Regions from separate parts of the Homo sapiens genome. Here region 1 is linked to region 2. Evidence: chromatin loops called from intact Hi-C (ENCODE). Cell type or tissue: mammary epithelial cell. All regions are shown on one strand. Links, peaks and the distances in the headings refer to the core of each region. The heading gives the core; the rest is flanking DNA.

Evidence for each region. A loop is a pair of places that touch in the nucleus more often than their neighbours do. Peaks named below come from ENCODE experiments on the same cell type or tissue, not always from the same donor. Only the 100,000 strongest peaks of a DNase experiment are listed, where the experiment ranks them.
Region 1: a loop joins it to region 2, with 10 times the contacts of the local background. A loop is called at or near these places in 5 of 110 quality-filtered maps.

Annotation. Positions count from the first base shown.
Region 1 is chr5:138,784,936-138,795,293 of GRCh38, forward strand. The region is part of intron 3 of CTNNA1 (catenin alpha 1); the gene reads left to right. Among named protein-coding and RNA genes, the nearest start is that of CTNNA1-AS1, 36 kb to the left of the region's middle. RefSeq lists an enhancer at 4,987-5,156. In mammary epithelial cell, for the core only: a CTCF peak has its summit at 4,942 (motif pointing right); no DNase peak of the experiment used is centred there.
Region 2 is chr5:139,256,604-139,266,961 of GRCh38, forward strand. No RefSeq gene overlaps it. Among named protein-coding and RNA genes, the nearest start is that of SNHG4, 12 kb to the right of the region's middle. RefSeq lists an enhancer at 6,052-6,121. In mammary epithelial cell, for the core only: a CTCF peak has its summit at 6,226 (motif pointing left); a DNase peak (open chromatin) is centred at 6,208.

The DNA.
Region 1 (10,358 bases), core at 1,190-9,189, 470 kb before region 2:
ATCGTAACTTGATATCATCTGCAAAGACCCTGTTTCCAAATAAAGTTGCATTCACAGGTTCCAGGTGGACATGAATTTTTGGGCAATGCTATTCAACCCAGTACAGTGAGTTTTGAATTAATTAATTAATTTTTTTTTTTTTTTGAGACGGAGTCTCGCTCTGTCGCCCAGGCTGGAGTGCAGTGGCGGGATCTCGGCTCACTTCAAGCTCCGCCTCCCGGGTTCACGCCATTCTCCTGCCTCAGCCTCCCAAGTAGCTGGGACTACAGGCGCCCGCCACTACGCCCGGCTAATTTTTTGTATTTTTAGTAGAGACGGGGTTTCACTGTTTTAGCCGGGATGGTCTCGATCTCCTGACCTCGTGATCCGCCCGCCTCGGCCTCCCAAAGTGCTGGGATTACAGGCGTGAGCCATCGCGCCCGGCCTAATTTATTTTAAAGTAGTTTAATGGTCCAGTTCAGGACAGTTTTTGAGCTTGCTGTTGAGGAAATCAGGCTATTACTTAATTGTATTCTGTGGTACATTCTCCTCCCCAGCCCTTCTTGTCTTCTATAACGAAACTCACAATCATATTAACAGATGAGTTTGGGCAGTGTTTGCTGGCTCTAGTGACTGACGTTTCTTTTCTTTTCTTTCTTTTTTTGAGTTGGAGTCTTGCTCTGTCTCCCAGGCTGGGATGCAGTGGTGCGATCTTGGCTCACCGCAACCTCCACCTCCTGGGTTCAAGCGATTCTTCTGCCTCAGCTTCCCAAGTAGCTGGGATTACAGGCATATGCCACCACACCCAGCTAATTTTTGTATTTTTAGTATAGTATAGTGTAGTGTAGTGTAGTGTAGTATAGTATAGTATAGTATTGCCTTGTTGGCAGGCTCGTCTCGAACTCCTGACCTCAAGTGATCTGCTCGCCTTGGCCTCCCGAAGTGCTGGGATTACAGGCATGAGCCAGTGCGCCTGGCCACATTTATTTTTAAAATGCATTTAATTGTTGTAGGTAATTTTAATTTGACTTTATATGTTTCTTATTTCAGAAGTTTCTCCAGTGCAAATATGTAGCAATCATGGTATAATATACATTCCCTGCTCCCCAAACCCCCCACAATTTTGAATGCATATCTGAATTGCTTTTGTTATTTTTGTTTGTATATGATAATCTTTTATGTGGTTCTGAATCATAAGGACTTTTCTGTCCTAGTCCACTTTTGCAATTATTTATTATCATGACCTGTCCACCATAATTTGCCTTCTCTTTGGAAAAAAAGAGCCAAAACCAAAATATAACTTCCTCCCATCATCATTATTGCATCAGATATGAAAAGCTGAAATGCCTTACTTTTTTCTCTTGGCTTACTTTTTTCTTTGGAGAATCTTAACAAATGGTGATAAGATCTCTTTTCTATCATAAATAGAACAAAATACATATTACAAAAATATGAAGCACAGATTGCTTAATCAACTGAGACTTGTTGGCTATGTCGTTGAAGCCATTTACTCATCGTTTGAAACCCTGTAGTGGTGTTAATAGGTCTGCAGATTCTTTGGACACCCCTCCCTTAAAAAAAAATAGAGCCTAACCCTTGAACATGGGTTGAACTTAGTGATTCCTACAATGACTAGAATGTGGTAGAAGTGGTGCTATTTACTTTGGGAGCAAAGTTATAAAAATGGGGCCGTATCCACTCCACTTTTTCTCATGGATTATTCTGTCTGGGGGAAGCTGGCTGCTATGTCTTGAGTGCACTCAGGAGGTCCTGTGGAGAAGAACTGAAGTCTCCAACCATCAGTCAGCACACATTTGTCAAGCATGTGAGTGAACCACCTAGGAAGCAGATCCTCCACCTCCAGTCAAGTTTCAGACAACATCAGTCCTGACCAACCCCAAATCCCTGACCCATAGAAAACTCTGGGAGTTAATAATTGTTTTAAGCTGCCACCTCTTGGAATTTCTTAGGCAGCAAAAGAAAATTTATACAAACACTTTTCCCTGCCCTGGCTTCAGTGGTCCTGAGCATTTACGTAAAACCCTGACCTAACTTTTCTGAATTTTTCTGATAAATAAAAATATGCCATCCACTGAAACACTTAATTTTTAAAGGATTTTTAAGATGTCTTTGTTCTGAATCACTGTTGACGTTGTTTAGGATGGGGGTTGGTAAATTTCTTCTAGAAGGCCAGGTAATAAGTATTTTTGGCTTTTCTGATCATAAGGGCTCTGGGCTGGGTGCGATGGCTCACGCCTGTAATCCCAGCACTTTGGGAGGCCCAGTTGGGCGGATCACGAGGTCAGGAGATGAAAACTATCCTGGCTAACACGGTGAAACCCCGTCTCTACTAAAAATACAAAAAATTAGCCGGGCGTGTTGGTGGGCACCTGTATACCCAGCTGAGGCAGGAGAATGGCGTGAACCTGGGAGGCGGAGCTGGCAGTGAGCCGAGACCGTGCCACTGCACTCCAGCCTGGGTGACAGAGCGAGACTCCGTCTCCAAAAAAAAAAAAGGTCTCTGTTGAAACTATTAATATTCAGCTCTGCTGTTGATTTGGGAAGCAGCTATAGACAAGATATAAAGAAATGGTCATGGGGGATGGCTGTGTTCTAATAACATTTAGAAAAATTACAGGCTATAGTTTGCTAACCCTGATATAGGGTTTTCCCAGGCTGTTAAAGATATGAGCTTACTGTCTTCAAAAAGGTAGTTATTTATGTGTTTATTTATTATACTTTTGAGCCAAAAATTAGACCTTCTGTATCTTTGGGTTTGTACATGTCCATTGCTTCCCGTGCAATCATAATAACCAAAAGTTGGAATGTACACAGTTTTTGATGTGTAACTTTCTTTTTGTGTTAGACCCTGATTACATAAATAATGAATATGCACATTTGTGAGTATACTAAAATTTCACCATAATGCTGTAAGTGATGTTAAAAAAATTCACGTACATAAAAACAGGATCATTTGACTTCAAGGCTAATGAAATGGTCAGGTGAGCCACATGTGGTGGATAGGAGCCAGTCACCAATTGCATGGCTTCCAAATCTCTGTGATCTAAGAGTTTAATTGTACTACTAATCTGCTTCGTTTTTGAGTAGCTACCTTATATAGGCAGAGGTGTACATATGCCTCTTAGATGTGCTCTTTTCTTATTTTAGGATCCTGTTTACCTCCCGTATCCCCCCATCCTTATCAGATCAATCTTACCTTTGTTCTTTTTTGTCTTAGCGCTTATCACAGTGGTAATTTAAGTTGGTTGCCTTTTCCTCTCTACGCTCCAGCAGTGCAGGTTCTGTGCTGGTCTGGTGACCATTCTGTTTGTATCTATGATAGTACCTGGTCCGTGATAGGCACTTAAATGTTTGAGTAAGATAATTGATTATTCTCCGAGAAGTACAGTAAGAGAAAATGCTTTTTTCTCGAAATTTAAAGTGTGTTTTCCTTTCCAGTGCCAAATGTAAATGCATGGGTAGGGGTGGAGAATCTTATGTTTTTTTTAAAAAATTGAGATATAATTTCACATACCATAAAAATCACCCATTTAAAGTATACAATGCAGTGTTTTTTAGGGTATTCAGAGTTGTACAGCTATCACCATGATCTAATTCCAGGACATTTTTATCATCCCCCAAAAGAAACCTCATACTCATTAGCAGACATTCCCCATACATGTACATTTTAACAGTAGATAAAGAGTAGCAGCTGCCTTGTGGTACATAAATGTATTTTATGAATCCTTGAATAGGGCTCTGACCAGAAAAAGAAGCCTCTTAAGCCGGATAGGGGACTTTCAGGGGACAGAGATGAGAAGACCTAAATGAAGCTTTTTTGAAAAAGGAGAGATATTATGAACAGAGGCCCATTAATGTTAAATTTGAAGTGGAGTGATGAGGAACAGCTTCTTACTAGAACAGTGTTTTATAATCCATTAGCCACAATTTATACTTGGATCTCAAAGGCCAGGATCAGTATTATTGCTACTTCTGTAGCTTCTTCCCTATAGCTCATGGGCATTTCTGGGTCAGTGAAGGGGGAGAAGACCCAAAGAAACTGAAATCCACCTTTTTGTATTCCTGCACTGCTTCTAATCATATTTGCTCAGTAAAGGGGCCAAATAGATTATTCGTGCACTGAGCAACAGTAGATTTCCTAGGAAGAAGCTTGTGTCAGGGAAATATGAGTGAGGAATGGGCTGGTTGATAGTGTGTGGTCCCTGAGGGGGAGATGGTATTCTAGCACATAGGAGGCTGTTTTTCCTGTTTTTCCCCCCCCCCAGAGCTTATAATGATACATGAATACGAAAAATAATTAATAGCATGAGTGGCAGAGGAATGGGAGGATAAGCATGGGATTGGGAAAGTTAACTAAAGGTATTTGAGCTTGCACTGGATCTTGAAAGGTAGAAAAAGGGAGCAGGAGGAAACTCATCCAGGTAAGAAAAATAGACTGTGCAAGATGGGCATGAGAAACAGTGAGGTCCCTGGCTGGAGGTGGGTGCTAGTCATGTTGAGCACTGCTGGCAGGAGAGGTTTTTGTTTTGTTTTGTTTTTTGAGTTGGAGTCTTGCTCTGTCGTCCAGGCCGGAATGCAGTGGTGGTATCTTGGCTCGCTGCAACCTTCGCCTCCTGGGTTCAAGCAATTCTCCTGCCTCAGCCTCCTGAGTAGCTGGGACTACAGGCATGTGCCACCACACCTGGCTAATTTTTGTATTTTTAGTAGAGGTGGGGTTTTACCATATTGGCCAGGCTGGTCTCAAACTCCTGACCTCGTGATTCACCCACCTCGGCCTCCTAAAGTGTTAGGATTACAGGCGTGAGCCACCGCACCCGGCTGCAGGAGAGGTTTAATATAGTTTGGAGCATATTTAGAGGGTGGCTTGGAATGCCATGTGGCATTACATGGTTCAGGTCCCATATGCTTGAATGTATCAAGTGACACAGGACTCACTCACTACCTCAAGGGGGAGCTCTTTCCAGTATTGGTTTGTGTTTATTTTAAAAGCTTTTTTTTCCCCTTAGAAACTGAAATTTGTCTCTTGAATTTTCTTCCTGTTTTAAGAAGTTCCACCATCTGGGCAATACAGAATATGAGGAAAAGTGGAGTTTTTGCAGGGAGATTAGTGTTAGCTGTGTGCAGGAAGGGTTAAAGTGACTGGTAGACAGCCCAGAGGTAGGACCTAGAGTCTGGAGATGACCATAGTAGTGGGGAGTGAAATGGAGCTGTGCAGGAAGGGACTGCTATAACAGAATTGATGGAAAGAGAGAATTGGCCAGTTGTCATGCATGTTAACTGCCAGCAGGGCCTGTGCAAGTAGCTGATCTTTTCAGTAGGTAAAACTAAGGGACCTGGTATGTGAAAAGTTGTAGTAATTTATTTTCCTGTGACTTGAGGCATTTAGGGTGGTGTTGAGGCAGCATGTGCTGCTAAGAACCTGTGTTCTTACAGGTGTAAAATGCTGCCTTTTAAAATGTTTGCATTATTTGCTTGTAATGGATGTCAAACCTTATTTTGTGTTCATTAATCACACGTATTAATGTTTATTAATACATCTGAAACATGTTATTTGTGTGAGTTCCTATGGCAATGATAAGTATTGGTAAACATTAGTGCTCCTTTCTCTGTTGATTTGTTGAAGCCCTGTTATTTTTCTTTTTAATTGGAATTCCACCAAGTTTTCAAAAATTGAGACATGGCTCATTGGGCTGGAGATGCTGATCTTTTAGATTTCTCTTTACTAATCTAATGGCATAGCAGAGGTTAAATTACCTTGGAGTAGAAAATCAAGAAATGATTGTGTGTGTCTGCAATTTTGGTTTTAATGGTAGGACAAGATTATGGTAGTCTGGGAAAAGGTGATTGAGTGCTGCTGAACAGAGCAAGGATTGATTGTAGCTAAGTCTAGTGACTTACTGCCTGCCATTTGGTTTGACCTTCATTTTGTGACTATCGTACCACTAACCACAGCCAGTCACCTCTCATGTATGTGTTGTTATTCTCATGGCAAACACTGTGAAAACCTCTGGGTAATTCACTGCAGCCTCTTCTTCAGTGCTGAAAAAACATTTTATAGTGACAACTATACATCCTTTGTCCCCCAGATGGCCAGAAGGTGAAGATAGAGTAAGTTCTTTTACTAAATATTCCTGTCCATAAATAAAAAGCAGACATCTTAATGTTTGGCTTACAGTTTTTTCCCCTTTCATATCTATTTATGTTTAGACAGATTTGTCTTAAGATTTCTTTGAAACGTTTCTTTTTAGGTTTTGGCTTTCAGGTCATTCCATTTCAGGCAAACTTTGATACTGCGAATGCATTTTCCTTGAGTAGAAGATCTCAACTTACTGAAAGCAGTCAGTGTTGTTAAGTACTAAATCTCAATCATTACATAAATCATCTTTTATGTAAAAAATGTCGGCCGGGTGCGGTGGCTCATGTCTGTAATCCCAGCACTTTGGGAGGCCGAGGCGGGCAGATCACGAGGTCAGGAGATGAAGACCCTCCTGGCCAACATGGTGAAACCCCGTCTCTACTAAAATACAAAAAATTAGCCAGGCGTGGTGGCACGTGCCTGTAGTCCCAGCTACTTGGGAGGCTGAGGCAGGGGAATTGCTTGAGCCCGGAAGGCAGAGGTTGCAGTGAGCTGAGATTGCACCGCTGTGCTCCAGTCTGGAGACAGAGCAAGACTCCGTCTCAAAAAAAAAAAAAAAAAAAAAAAAAAAGGGTCTTGTTAGTTTTAGAACAAGAAAGGAGTATTTATTGTCTGCTAACACAATAGTTAACATCTGTGAGTTTGCAAGCATCTGGGTAATCTTAGTACCTATAGTTGATTTGTGAGCATACTCTAATGGTACTTGTTTTCTCAGCTTTTTTTTTTTTTTTTTTTTAGAGAGGCAATTACTGTTCATTGTAGCTGTTCTTGTTTTTTTAAATTTTTATTTTTTATTATACTTTAAGTTCTAGGGTACATGTGCACAGCATGCAGGTTTGTTACATATGTATACGTGTACTATGTTGGTGTGCTGCACTCATTCTCAGCTTTTTTTAAATCTTTAAAGCATGAAATTACCCAGTCATATAAAACTGAGGGTCTCTTAGGGCATTGTTATAAAGAAAGGATGGAAAATGAGAGTTCTTAATTGATGTTAATGGAGAGACATTCTTTTATTTATCTCAGTAATTGTGTATAACTGTGTAGTGAAGCTAAGGACATAGATGCCATCTTCCTTGGTACAGCTTGAATAATTTGTATATAGGGAGAAAAAATGTGTACACACATGTATGTGTATGTGTATATATACATAGTTCACTGTGAATCTTGGCAAGGCAATTTTCAGAAAAATAATGTATTTCATCCCTGACAAAAGGTTATTGAGCACAAGCTGTCAGGCTCTTGAGGCATGATTTTCTCCCTGGCAACTGACTAGAGTCAAGATTGAAGGAGGCGAAAATTGGTCTCCTGTCCAGTGCAGATGTTGACAGCTTCAGACTGATGTACCCACATCTACTATAGGCAGCCTGGAAGATAGATGTTAAAAGACAGCTGTGATTAGGACAAAGCACGTATCAGTGACTGTTTTAAGTAGAGTTTGAGACGTAGACAGGAGGCAGAATGGAATCTGGGTTTGCTGGGTTCATGATGTGAAGACTTAAAACATAGCTTTGAAGAGCATTGTGTGGGTGTGTGTGAGAGAGATTGCATTTTAATTTGTCTGATCTGGTTAGTGTGGTTTTAATCGGGTTGAGATCATGAGCTTGATCTCACATATGGGCTCTTTAATTTTTCACAAGAGAAAAATGACAAGTGTTCCTACTTTGGAATGTTGAGTATGGATTTCAAAAAGTGTTAATGATGCTCTGGAAGAGCAGTAGCTGGGAAACATTCAACATTTTGAAAAAGATTAAAGTTAAGTTAATTAGCTTTTCAGATTAGTACAATAACTTTATTAAAACTAGCAAGAAATCAGCTGATTTTTTTCTCATAGTCTTCCTTTGAGTTCTGGCTTCTCATTTGTTATCTTACCTTTTCCCCTTGTTGTCTTAGAATTTTCATCCTGTTTTCTCCTCTTATTTTTGTGGATGTCTCTTTTCATGTGATCCCATTGTGGCTTGGTCTTTTGTTAGAAGTGCTCCCACTCCAATTCATACCTTTCAGATGTTCCTGAAGACTGTAATTAATTTAAAAATTGTTATTGACCCCATTCCTTCAGTCTCACCATTTAATCCATTTTTTCTTGTTCTTCATTTAACTTGAGCAGGAAAAGCAAAATATAAATTCTGAAAAATCATTAGCTGGTTGTCATCTGGGAATTTTATGTCTTAAAGTTGTCTGCCTGACTTAAACTATAAGTCTTTAGGGCAGAGGCTATATTTTCTTTGACTTGGGATGTTTCAAGGATGCTGTCTGCTTCTGGATCACTACCCTTGTGTGAGCATATGCTGCTTTGCAGAGACTTGTGTTCTGCTGTAGCCAGCTTGGAATTGAGGAAAGAAGAGTGAAGTTATTACATTCTAATGTCATTTTGAAGTGGTTCATTTTTTCCCCTTTTATTAAAAAGTCTGTCCTGTTAAGCTCACAAAAATAAATAACACTAACCAGGATAATAATATTTATGAGTTACAGTGGGTAATATTACTGCCTTAATATATTTGTACAGTCAGTGTAGCTGAGGAAGTTATTTTAGGTATTAAAATTTTAGTTTTGGCATGACTTCAACCATGATGTTGCAGTAACATGATTTCTACTAGTTAATTTCTTAAGAAAGTGATTCCAAGTTGAAATGCATGTTATGCATTTATTTGAATGTGTAATCAGGAAGTAAGTGCCTCTCTTTGGAGTGTTTCTGAATAGCAGCAGGGCACACTTGAATTAGTAAGGAAAATGAGAACATGAATATGTGTGTTACTTTATTTTAACTTTTTTTTAAATCCATTCTGTCTGTCAACTGGAAAAAGAAATTTCAAAGCTTCTTTCCTTACCCTCAGGGGATGGGGAAGGGGGGGAAGTTAAGAGGTTTTCTAGGCTTGCTCTGATTCAGATGGGCTTATAGTATTTAAATAACTTCATATTAAATGTTTATTTCCTGGGTTGATTTTTTTTTTTTTTTTTTTTTTTAAGACGGAGTCTTGCTCTGTCGCCCAGGCTGAAGTGCAGTGGTGCAATCTCGGCTCACTGCAACCTCCGCCTCCCGGGTTCAAGTGATTCTCCTGCCTCAGCCTCCCAAGTAGCTGGGATTGCCAGCACCCGCCACCATGCCTGGCTAATTTTGTATTTTTAGTAGAGACAGGGTTTTGGCATGTTGGCCAGGCTGGTCTTGAACTCCTGACCTCAGGTGATCGGCCTGCCTTGGCCTCCCAAAGTGCTGGGATTACAGGCATGAGCCACTGGGCCTGGCCTCTTTTCTTTCAAAAGATAAACAGTTGTGTGGATTTAAAAAAAAAACAAAAAAACAACTGCATCCCAGAAAGTTCTCTTAAGGCATCTGTCAGGGATTCTTTGAGTTATTCTCAGTTTATCTGTACTTACAGGGATATCATCTAGGGGTCTGTTTTTACCAAATATCCCTCCTTGATAAATGGAAGGCTTGATTGAGAAGATTAAAGTGTGTTATTCAGGATCATCCTCATGTCATAGGGCACGTGGGTTATGCCAAATATATACTACCATTTGGTTCCTTCTTATAAGGGCTGTGTTATGAAGTCTATTATTCTTTGCATCTGTATTGCCAATTTGCATCTATATTGACAAGTGTGGAAAACATTTTATTACCAGATCATAGAAAATGAATTAAAATTTGGCTGGGTGGGAGTGGTGGGACATGGAGATGGGATGGGGTAGGAAACATATATTAACTTTGGATTATCTTGAAGTTAGGAGATAATTTTGTGAAGTCTTGGTCCTGTTATTTTATTATGTTGTAAAATGAAAGTTGGTGGAATAACAGATGAAAATAGTTATCAGGCCCACGCCTGTAATTCCAGCACTTTGGGAGGCTGAGGCAGGTAGATCACCTGAGGTCAGGAGTTCGAGACCAGCCTGACCAACATGGTGAAACTCTGTCTCTACTGAAAATACAAAAATTAGCCAGATGTGGTAGCACTCACCTGTAGCCCCATCTACTCAAGTGGCTGAGGTGGGAGAATCACTTGAACTCGGGAGGTGAAGCTTGCAATAAGCCAAGGTTGCGCCACTGCACACCACCACCACCCTAGGTGAAGGAGTGAGACTCTCAAAAAAAAAAAAAAAAAAAAAAAGAGCTGGCCAGTCATGGTGGCTCATGCCTGTAATCCCAGCACTTTGGGAGGCCGAGGTGGGTGGATCACGAGGTCAGGGGTTTGAGACCAGCCTGACCAACATGGTGAGACCCCGTCTA
Region 2 (10,358 bases), core at 1,519-9,518:
CCTTAAACAAGCCTCTTCTTTCCCCTGGGTCTCCATTTCCACAACTGCAAGATTCAAAGATTGGAATGACCTACAAAATCACTAAGATTTCTTTCAGCTCTAATAATCAATGATTCTATCTGGGCACAGTGGTTCATGCCTGTAATCCCAGCACTTTGGGAGGCTGAGGTGGGAGGATCGCTTGAGCCCAGGAGTTCAAGACCAGCCTGGGCAACGAGGGAGACCCTGTCTCTACTAAAAATTTCAAAAACTAGCCAGACATGGTGGCACATGTCTGTACCCCAGCTACTGGGGAGGCTAAGGTGGGAGGATTGCTTGAGCCCAGGAGTTCAAGAGCCATGATTGTGCCACTGCACTCCAGCCTGGATAACAGAGTGAGACCCTGTCTCAAAATAATAATTATCATCATCATCATCATCATCATCATCATCATCATCAATGAGTCTAAGGATGAGCCAGGACAGAGAGAAGCAAGGAGAGCTCAGTTCTGGAGATGGAGGAAAGGAGAGGGAGTGAAGAATCTAGGCCGGATGCGGTGGCTCACGCCTGTAATCCTAACACTTTGGGAGGCAGAGTCGTGCAGATCCCTTGAGGTCAGGAGTTCGAGAGCAGCCTGCCCAACATGGCAAAATCCTGTCTCTACTAAAAATACAAAAATTAGCCAGATGTGGTGGCACATGCCTGTAATCTCAGCTACTTGGGAGGTTGAGGCACAAGAGTCGCTTGAACTTGGCATGTGGAGGTTGTAGTGAGTCAAGATCCCACCACTGCACTCCAGCCTAGGCGAAGGAGCAAGACTTTGTCTCAAAAAAAAAAAAAAAAAAAAAAAAAACTACTCTCCCTCTCTCCCTCTCCTTTCCTTCTTTTCCTCCATGTCCAGGGACCAAGCACAACCTGACTCCATTCATGTTGTGCTCATCACCTGGAAACCCTTTCCCATTTGATAATCTCCTCTTTTTCCAAGGCCAAGCTCCCCTTCTCTGTGAAGCCTTTCCAGGTTCCCCTAGGCTGGGACAGCTATACCTTCTTCCTGGCTTCCACAGTCCTTTGCACATGTCTTTCTTTCTTTTTTTGTTTTTGTTTTTGTTTTTTTGAGACGGAGTCTCGCTCTATCACCAGGCTGGAGTGCAGTGGCGCGATCTCAGCTCACTGCAACCTCCACCTCCCAGGTTCAAGCAATTCTCCTGCCTCAGCCTCCTGAGTAGCTGGAACTACAGGCGTGTGCCACCACGCCCAGCTATTTTTTTTTTTTAATTTTTAGTAGAGGTGGGGTTTCACCATGTCAGCCAGGATGGTCTCGATCTCTTGACCTTGTGATCCACCTGCCTCAGCCTCCCAAAGTGCTAGGATTACAGGCATGAGCCACCGTGCCCGGCCCTTTTGCACATGTCTTTCTAAAGCACTTTCCAGATAACTGGACCTTTGTATCCTGGTGCTTTAGTAGAGCCTCCTAAAAGGAAAAAGTGGGTATTTGGGCTACACTCCCAGGCTTACAGTTACTGCCCAGAGAACTTGGCCCCTAATGGAAGGAAGGAGGGAGAAAACAGGGAAGGAGGTGGAAGGCCAGGGCTATGCTGGGGCTTCCCTAAACCTTTCCACTTTCCTTCTTCTCTTCTAGTCTTAGCCTCACTACCAAGACAAGCCTGCCGAAAACCTGCCTGCCTGTCCCTCTGTCTCACCTAAGTACTCTGTCAAATGTTTATTTGAGCCATATTAACTTGCTTGGGTGCCTCCTTCTCCTTAGTGCATGGTGCTCCTCTCACAATATACATACTCTGAGTTCCTTCCTAACTCCTGCTCTAGGGCTCTGTAGGCTCCCTGATATTTGGCGCTGAAGACAGGTTTGAGGGGCCATTTTCTTTCCAGAAGAACAGCTTGTGCAAAGGCTTGAAGAGCATGGTATGTTCTGGGAATCACAAAAGGTGATAAAACAGTCTGTAAAGTGAGGTTGTAAACAGTGGGTGATGAGGAAGGACAGGTAGGCAGGAACCAGCCTTGGTGGAGGGTTTTGCTTTGTAGGCTATGGAAGCCATTGAAGGATTTGAGCATGCTGGAACTCACTCCCTTTCCACTCAGTCCTTGCTGCTTTGCACACCTTTTCTCATCTGGCTCATACCAAAATCTTAGTAACACCAAAGATTTCTTGAGAGCCTTCATTATGTCAGCTTTCTGTTCACATTACCTCATTTTAAACTTTTAGTACCCATGGGTGATGAAACGGGTTCAGTAAGTTATTTGCCCTAAGTCACAGATCAAGGAAGAAGCAGAGCCCAGTTTTATAACCATTATACTAATTTTGGTCTATCCTCTCTATCCATTTCTAACTCTCTTCTTTGGAGAACAAATTAGGTATTTTTCTTTCCTCTTCTTTTTTTTTTTTTTTTGAGACAGAGTCTGACTCTGTCACCCAGGCTGGAGTGCAACAGTGCAATCTTGGCTCACTGCAACCTCCGCCTCCCGGGTTCAAGTGATACTCCTGCCTCAGCCTCTCAAGTAGCTGGGATTACAGGCACCCACCACCATGCCCGGCTAATTTTTGTATTTTTAGTAGAGATGGGGTTTCACCATTTTGGCCAGGTTGGTCTTGAACTCCTGACCGCAGGTGATCCACCCATCTCGGCCTCCCAAAGTGCTGGGATTACAGGCGTGAGCCATTGCACCCGGCCACAGATTAGAGATATCTATCAAGGCACCTTTGAGATCTGGAGGCAGAAGAGTAAAGATTGAGTCCTGGGGCTGGGCAGCTCTGCAGGAGGGATTTCCAGGTTCTGATGGGGTCCATCTCACTCAGTCTTACCCACCTCTTTGTGCTTGGCAGATGGTCTCTCCCGATTCTCCTTACTTATTTTCTTAGTTCACTTGCTTACTCCCGTTTCCAGGCCCTACTTTACTTCCTTGGACATTGTTTGCTCTTGTGTTCTGGGTCCTGGGTGATATGTGTGTTCTGAAAATGCCTGGATGGATCATGACCCTCTGGAACCCCTCTGGGTATTTTGGGTAACTGCGGAAGATCGCCATACCTTCTCTCTCCTTCCCCAGCTCTAACAAAATGGCTTTGGCTTCACCCTGGGCTTCCCAAATTCTTCAGCAAAGGTTGGCTCCTTCTTACCTCATCTCTAAATACATAATCACATGTGCTTCCCAGAACATGACAAGTTCTTGAAACCTTTGTATGTATATTTTCTCTCTCTGGAATGCCAGTATTCCCCCTACGTTTTAGACCAGGAAAATTCCTAACTATCCTCAATCTCAACTCAAATATGACCTCTCTCCCCACCAATATCATCATCACTCAGATCATCATTTCTTGCCTGGACTACTCCCTAACTCATCTCTAGGACTGCCACTCTGGCCCTACCCCATCCATTTTTCATACTGCACCCAGAGTAATTCTTTTAGAGACAGGGTCTGGCTTTGTCACCCAGGCTGGAATGAAGTGGCATGATTATAGCTCACTGAAACCTTGAACTCCTGGGATTAAACGATCCTCCTGCCTCAGCCTCCAGGGTAGCTAGGACTACAGGTGCATGCCACCATGCCTCACTCTTTCAAAAAAATTTTTTTGTAGAGATGGGCTCTTGCACTGTTGCCAAAGTTGGTCTTGAACTCCTTGACTCAAGCAATCCTCCCACCTCAATCTTCCAAAGGGCTGGGATTGCAGGCATGAGCCACCTCACCTGGTCTACTTTCTAAAATGCAAACTTGATTGTATCACTCTCCTTAAAACTCTTATATGGTTTCCCCTGCCCTAAAGGTAAAGTCATGACCCCTTAACCCAGTTTGGGCTCTTCTACCTCACTCCCACCCACTTCTCTTGCTTCTTGTTTTCTGGCCCCACTTACTACCCTACTGGTACCTCAGCCAGAGTTCCTGACACATTTTCTCAGCTCCTTGAAACTTGCCTCTCTTTTTTTTTTTTTTTGAGACGGAGTTTTGCTCTTGTTCCCCAGGCTGGAGTATAATGGTGCAATTTCTGCTCACTGCAACCTCCGCCTCCTAGGTTCAAACGATTCTTCTGCCTCAGCCTCCCAAGTAGCTGGGATTACAGGTGCACGCCACCATGCCTGGATAATGTTTTGTATTTTTAGTAGAGACGGGGTTTCACCATGTTGGCCAGGCTGGTCTTGAACTCCAGACCTCAGATGATCCACCCGCCTCAGCCTCCCGAAGTGCTGGGATTACAGGCGTGAGCTACCGCACCCGGCCTGAAACTTGCCTGTCTTGACCCTACGTGATGTTCCCTTGGCTTGGAACTCTCTCTCTTCTTCTCCTAGCTAACTTCTACTGACCCTTCAGGTAGGTCTTAGCCTGAACTCACTTCACTATAAGCCCTTCCCCAGACTCAGTGAGCTGCCTCTGCTTCCTGCTCTTACTGCCCAGTATTTTTCCCAATACAGCAGTGATCCTGTTAACTGCTTATTTATTTACTCATATGTCTCCCACATCCAACTGGGAGCTCCTTGAGGACAAGGACCTACCTTATTCCTTGCTTAGCCCAGAGTCTAGTAGGCTCTTTATGAATAATTGTTGAATTAGTGAGTGAACCAAGCATTCCCTGTCTTCACAGCACATACTCAGGCACTGCTGCAGCTTCTACCACCATCATTCTCATAGTTACTGTTCCAGATCATAGGTGACTGATTGTCTGGGTGTTCTTCTCTTTATGGACTGGGATTGCACCTTTAATGTTTGTACCCCTAATACTTTTTTTTTTTAGACAGAGTCTCGCTCTGTTGCCTAGGCTGGAGTGCAGTGGCACAATCTTGGCTCGGCTCACTGCAACCTCAGCCTCCCAGGTTCAAGCGATTCTCCTGCCTCAGCCTCCCAAGTAGCTGAGACCACAGGTGCATGCCACCACACCTGGCTAATTTTTTGTATTTTTAGTAGAGACGGGGTTTCACCATGTTAGCCAGGATGGTCTCGATCTCCTGACCTTGTGATCTGCCCACCTCGGCCTCCCAAAGTGCTGGGATTACAGGCGTGAGCCACCACGCCCAGCCCTGTGCCCCTAATACTTAATACAGTGCTCAACATTCATCTTTCCATCCCCCACTCATTATTTTTTAACAATTATTTCTTGAGTATCTACTGTGTGCTAGATATGGTGGGTATAGCAGTGAACAAGGTAGACAGGGCCCTGCCCTCAAGCTCACATTTTAGTGGCAAACAGTGAGTGCTCAGTGAACAGGAGGCTCAGTGGACCTCAGCCCTACTGGGAAGCCTCTGGAGTATTTCCTGTCAGGAGCTACAAAGCAGGGAGTACAGGTTCTGTGGGGGGAGAGTAGATTTTCTTGGTGACCTCTGGACCTCTCTTTGTCCAGGTCTCCTTGGGACTGGCCATCAGGTATCAGCAGCAGGGAGGGAAGAAATGAGGAAGGGAGAGAGAGGCAAGTATAGACAAGGTCTGAGTCCCTAAAGACAGGGAATTGTGTGTGGCTCAATGCCCATGGCCACTTTGCCGAGGCAGTTTGGTAATCAGCTTTCTTTCCTACACTGGAGCAGAAGAAAGAAATAGAGCCACACAGTGAAAGACGTAAAAGGATAGAAATGATAGAGGAAAAAGGAAGGAGAGAAAAAATGGAACAGAGAGGAGGAGGAGCATAAGGAGAGGGAGTAAGATTGAGGCACAGAAACAAGGCCTGCAGGACTGAGCCCTGCCTGCGTCATTGGCGGTCAGCTCTGGGGTATAGCTCTTCATTTGGGTCATCAGGGGAAAAAAAATATTCAATTTTGAACCCTTGGAATTCCCTAGATGCTTTCAGTAGCCCACTGATCCCTCAAGTTGTCTTTGGCTCCATCTGGCCATCCCAGGAGGCTCCCGCCAGGGACCTGCCAGCCCCCAGACCAAGATATAGTCATTGTGGACCCTCTCAAGCAAAGGGCAAGTGAAGGAAAAACAGCCTGTCTGAGAACAGCAGCCACTGGTTTTCTTCGTTTAAAAAAATTTTTTTTAGTGCTTATATAATTGCAGAAACCACTGATTTTTATCTTTCTCAGAAAAGACCCTGTGTTCACCATCTGTTTCCTGACTAGGGGCTTCAGGCCCTACTCTCTGAGACACTGGCCTAACAGTATCCTAATCTGTAGGCACAGAGCAGAAACTTCCCTGAGCTGGGAGCTGGGGAGGCAGGGCTCCCAGATGCCAAGCCGCAGTCTGAGTTCCTTACAGTGATGCTGCTCTTTCTAGAAACCTCAGCTGCTCGCTCCTGAGGCTGGGATGCCATCTGCTGCTCAGCTTAGGAAACTGGCTGATGGGCTGCACAGCCAAGGCTGAGTCTGGTGGGGGCTGGGCAAGAGGCCCGCCCTGGGTCTCAGGAGAGCCATGTTTTTTGTTTCTGGATAAATCCAGTACTGGCCTTCCGGGACAGAGCAAATAGTCTGTCCTCAGTCATTCTTCTTAGACTAGACAAGATGCCTCTCTTCGACAAGAAGAGACCTAGGGATTTTAGGGGGATGGGTGGGTCTGCTCTGCCCTTCGCAAAGTTCAGTGTCATCTCAAGGTTAAATTACCGAGAGAGGTCCAGGCTGCCTCTGAAGTTCTATAGATTTCCTCAAAGGGTTTATTTTTGTCTTTTCTTTTCTTTTGCTTTTTTTTTTTTTTAATTTGCAGGTTTAACTAAGATTATTACAAGTTGAGTTAATTGGCTGAATGAAATAATGAGGCCAGGCCTAGAGGAAGTGGGGCTTTGAAGAAAAAAGCATGCTCATGCAGAATTGAAATAAAATCTTCAGACTCTCAGCAGTTTTTGAAGCCCCTGCTCTTTGGACTGTCCTCGTTCAGGCTCCAACCCAGATAGGGTTGGGAACTCTAGTATTTTAGGGGCCACATATTTGTTGGTATTTCTTGAAGAAATGGTTATTCTGAGGAAATTTTCTACAAGCCAGTGTGGTAACCAGCCTCCAGGATGATCCATCCCCAATGCTGTCCATGTACTGATATTCATGCACTTGTAAATCCCCTCTCCCATATGGTACCAGGGTTTGTCTGTGTGACCAATAGAATATGACAGAAGTAATCATATGTAACATACAAGATTAGGTTATAAAAGACACTGTGGCTTCTTTCTTGGTCACTCTGTCATCTGATCACTCACTCTGGGGCAAGCCAGTTGCCATGTAGTGAACAGTGCTGTGGAAGGTCATGTGATAAGGAACTAGGCCTTCTATCAACAGCCAAGTGAGCCATCTTGGTAGCAGATCCTCTGGCCCTCATCAGGGCCTCAGATGACTGCAGCCCTAGTGGACGGCTTGACTACAACCTCATGAGTGACCCTGAGCCAGCTTAGCTGAGCTGCTCCCCAATCCTGACCCCCAGAAACTGTATGAAATAAACATTTGTTACTTTAAGTTCTTGAAGTTTTGGGATAATTTGTTTTGCAGCAACATAATAAATTTGTTGTATGGTATTATTATTATATCATGGTATATCATCTGCATTATATCACTTCTTTTCCTTATAAAGTCTGGTGTCTGGACTCCACCCCCTTAATCTCTCTAACCTCATCTCTTACCACCCTGCCTCCCCGCCGGCTTAGTCTCACCCTTGGCTCAGTCTGCCACAGACCCGTTGAATTTGCTTTTCTCTCTGATGGAACTCCCTCCCACTCAACCAACCCCAAAATCTCTGCATGGTAACTTCTTTATCTCCTTCAAGTCTTCATTCAAATGTCACCTCCTCAGTATAGCCTGTCTTGACACTCTTCACTCCTTGTATAGTAACTCCTACATCTTCCTTTTTTTTCGCTACTGTATTCTTAGCCCTTATAGTTATATAACATGTAATAAAATATCTTTTACATATTTATCTTGTAATTTCTGTCTTCCTCCACTAGAATGTAAGCTCCATGAAGGCAAGAATTTGTGTTTTTGTCTATTTTAGTTAATGTTCTATTCTTAGCATCTGGAATGGTGACAAGCATATGGGAGATATGCAATATATTTAGTTGAATGGGAAAAAAATGAATGTCATAATTTGCCATTTATATCTTCTAGATTCCATGTTATATATCATATGCCATAGTATGATAGTTGACATATATGTTGTATTTAAATGCAGTACAAGGCAGTGCAGATACAAGGGCCATAAATAAGAAGATCCAGCCAGGCATGGTGGCTCACGCCTGTAATCCCGGCACTTTGGGAGGCCGAGGCAGGCAGATCACTTGAGGTCAGGAGTTCGAGACCAGCCTGGTCAACATGGTGAAACCCCGTCTCTACTAAAAATACAAAAATTACCTGGGCATGGTGGTGGGTGCCTAAATACCAGCTACTAGGGAGGCTGAGGCAGGAGAATAGCTTGAACCCAGGAGGTGGAGGTTGCAGTGAGCTAAGATCACACCACTGCACGCCAGCTTGGGGGACAGAGCCAGCCTATGTCTCCAAAAAAAAAAAAAAAAGGAGACCCAGACTTGTTGCTTGTTGGCCAGCTATGTGACCATGAGCCAGGCATGTAACCTCTCTGGGTCTGTTTTACTCGTCTGTAAAGCAAGACTAATATAACTTCCTTGTCTTATCATAGAGTAGTTGTAGGGATCAAATAAGATGACAAATGTTACAGCATTTTTAAAGAGTCTAACACATGATGTAAGTGTTTCTGAAATGTGTTCCAAAGACCAGTTATCCCAGGGTATGAAGAAAAAGAAAGGTCAAAGAGGTTTGCAAAATGTGAGTTCCCATATTCTAACTCCTGCTGGACATTCGCAACTCACATTAGCACATGACAGGCTCTGAAAATCCTGCACATAAATATCTACTCCCAGTGCACCTAACTATACATTGGGAAAACTTGCTCTATACAAATACAGAGCATTATCTTTATTATCAGAATAGTACTGTTAGTTTATAATTTATTATTTTTTTTTGAGACAAAGTCTTTTGCTGTCACCCAGGCTGGAGTGCAGTGGCACAATCTTGGCTCACTGCAACCTCCGCCTCCCAAGTTCAAGAGATTCTCATGCCTCAGCCTCCCGATTAGCTGGGATTACAGGAGCCTGCGACCACGCCCAGCTAATTTTTGTATTTTTAGTAGAGACAGAGACATGTTTTCACCACGTTGGCCAGGCTGGTCTCAAACTCCTGACCTCAGGTGATCTGCCCACCTCAGTCTCCCAGAGTGCTGGGATTACAGGCATGAACCATCACGCTCGGCCTATTGTTACTTTAGATCAAGAAGGAGTGCTAACGTTCTTGGAACAGAAATTCCAGTGGGTTGGGCAATGAGATCCAGCAGCTGAAATGGAGATTGGAGGAGGGAAGAAGGAGGAGGAGAAAATAGAAAAGGAGGTGGCACAAGAGAGGAAGAAAGGAAAAGAAGAGCAAGGAAAATAAGAAGAAGAAACAAAAATGGTGGTGAAGGGAGAAAAGGACAACTAAACTAATCCCCTTTGCAAATAACTGTAGAAAAAAGGCAGGTCTGGCACGGTGGCTCACGCCTGTAATCCCAGCACTTTGGGAGGCCAAGGTGGGCAGATCACCTGAGGTTGGGAGCTCGAGACCAGCCTGACCATCACGGAGAAACCCCATCTCTACTAAAAATACAAAATTAGCCAGGTGTGGTAGCGCATGCCTGTAATCCCAGCTACTTGGGAGGCTGAGGCAGGAGAATTGCTTAAACCTGGGAGGCAGAGGTTGCCATGAGCCGAGATCACACCATTGTACTCCAGCCTGGGCAACGAAAGCGAAACTCCATCTCAAAAATAAATAAATAAATAAATAAATAAAGGCAGCCTGAGATCTCCTACGGATGGGGTGGGAGAGAGAATCCTAGAATCCTAGCGCTGCCTGCCGAGCCCTGCTTGTTCCTTTAAGTGTGACCTCTGCCAATTTCCGCAGTTGGAGCTCAGGCTTCCTTTTCAACTTCGAGGAATCTCTGATTGAAGATATTTCTTCCTTTTTTTTTTTTTTTTTTTTTTGCACTTGGTTGTTTTATTTCCTCAAAAAAAAATTAAATCGATATTTCTTCCTTATCAGAGAGGAGGAATCAGGTAAAACAAATCAGCAATTTCTTTCTTTTTTTTTTTCGAGACGGAGTCTCGCTCTGTTGCCCAGGCTGGAGTGCAAAGGCGCGATCTCTGCTCACCGCAAGCTCTGCCTCCCTGGTTCACGCCATTCTCCTGCCTCAGCCTCCTGAGTAGCTGGGACTACAGGCACGCGCCACCTCGCCCGGCTAAGTTTTTGTATTTTTAGTAGAGACGGGATTTCACCGTGTTAGCCAGGATGGTCTCGATCTCCTGACCTCGTGATCCGCCCACCTTGGCCTCCCAAAGTGCTGGGATTACAGGCGTCAGCCACCGCGCCCGGCCTCCAAATCAGCAATTTCTTAATTTAGTGTACTTATTAAGTGCCTGAAATGGCAGCTG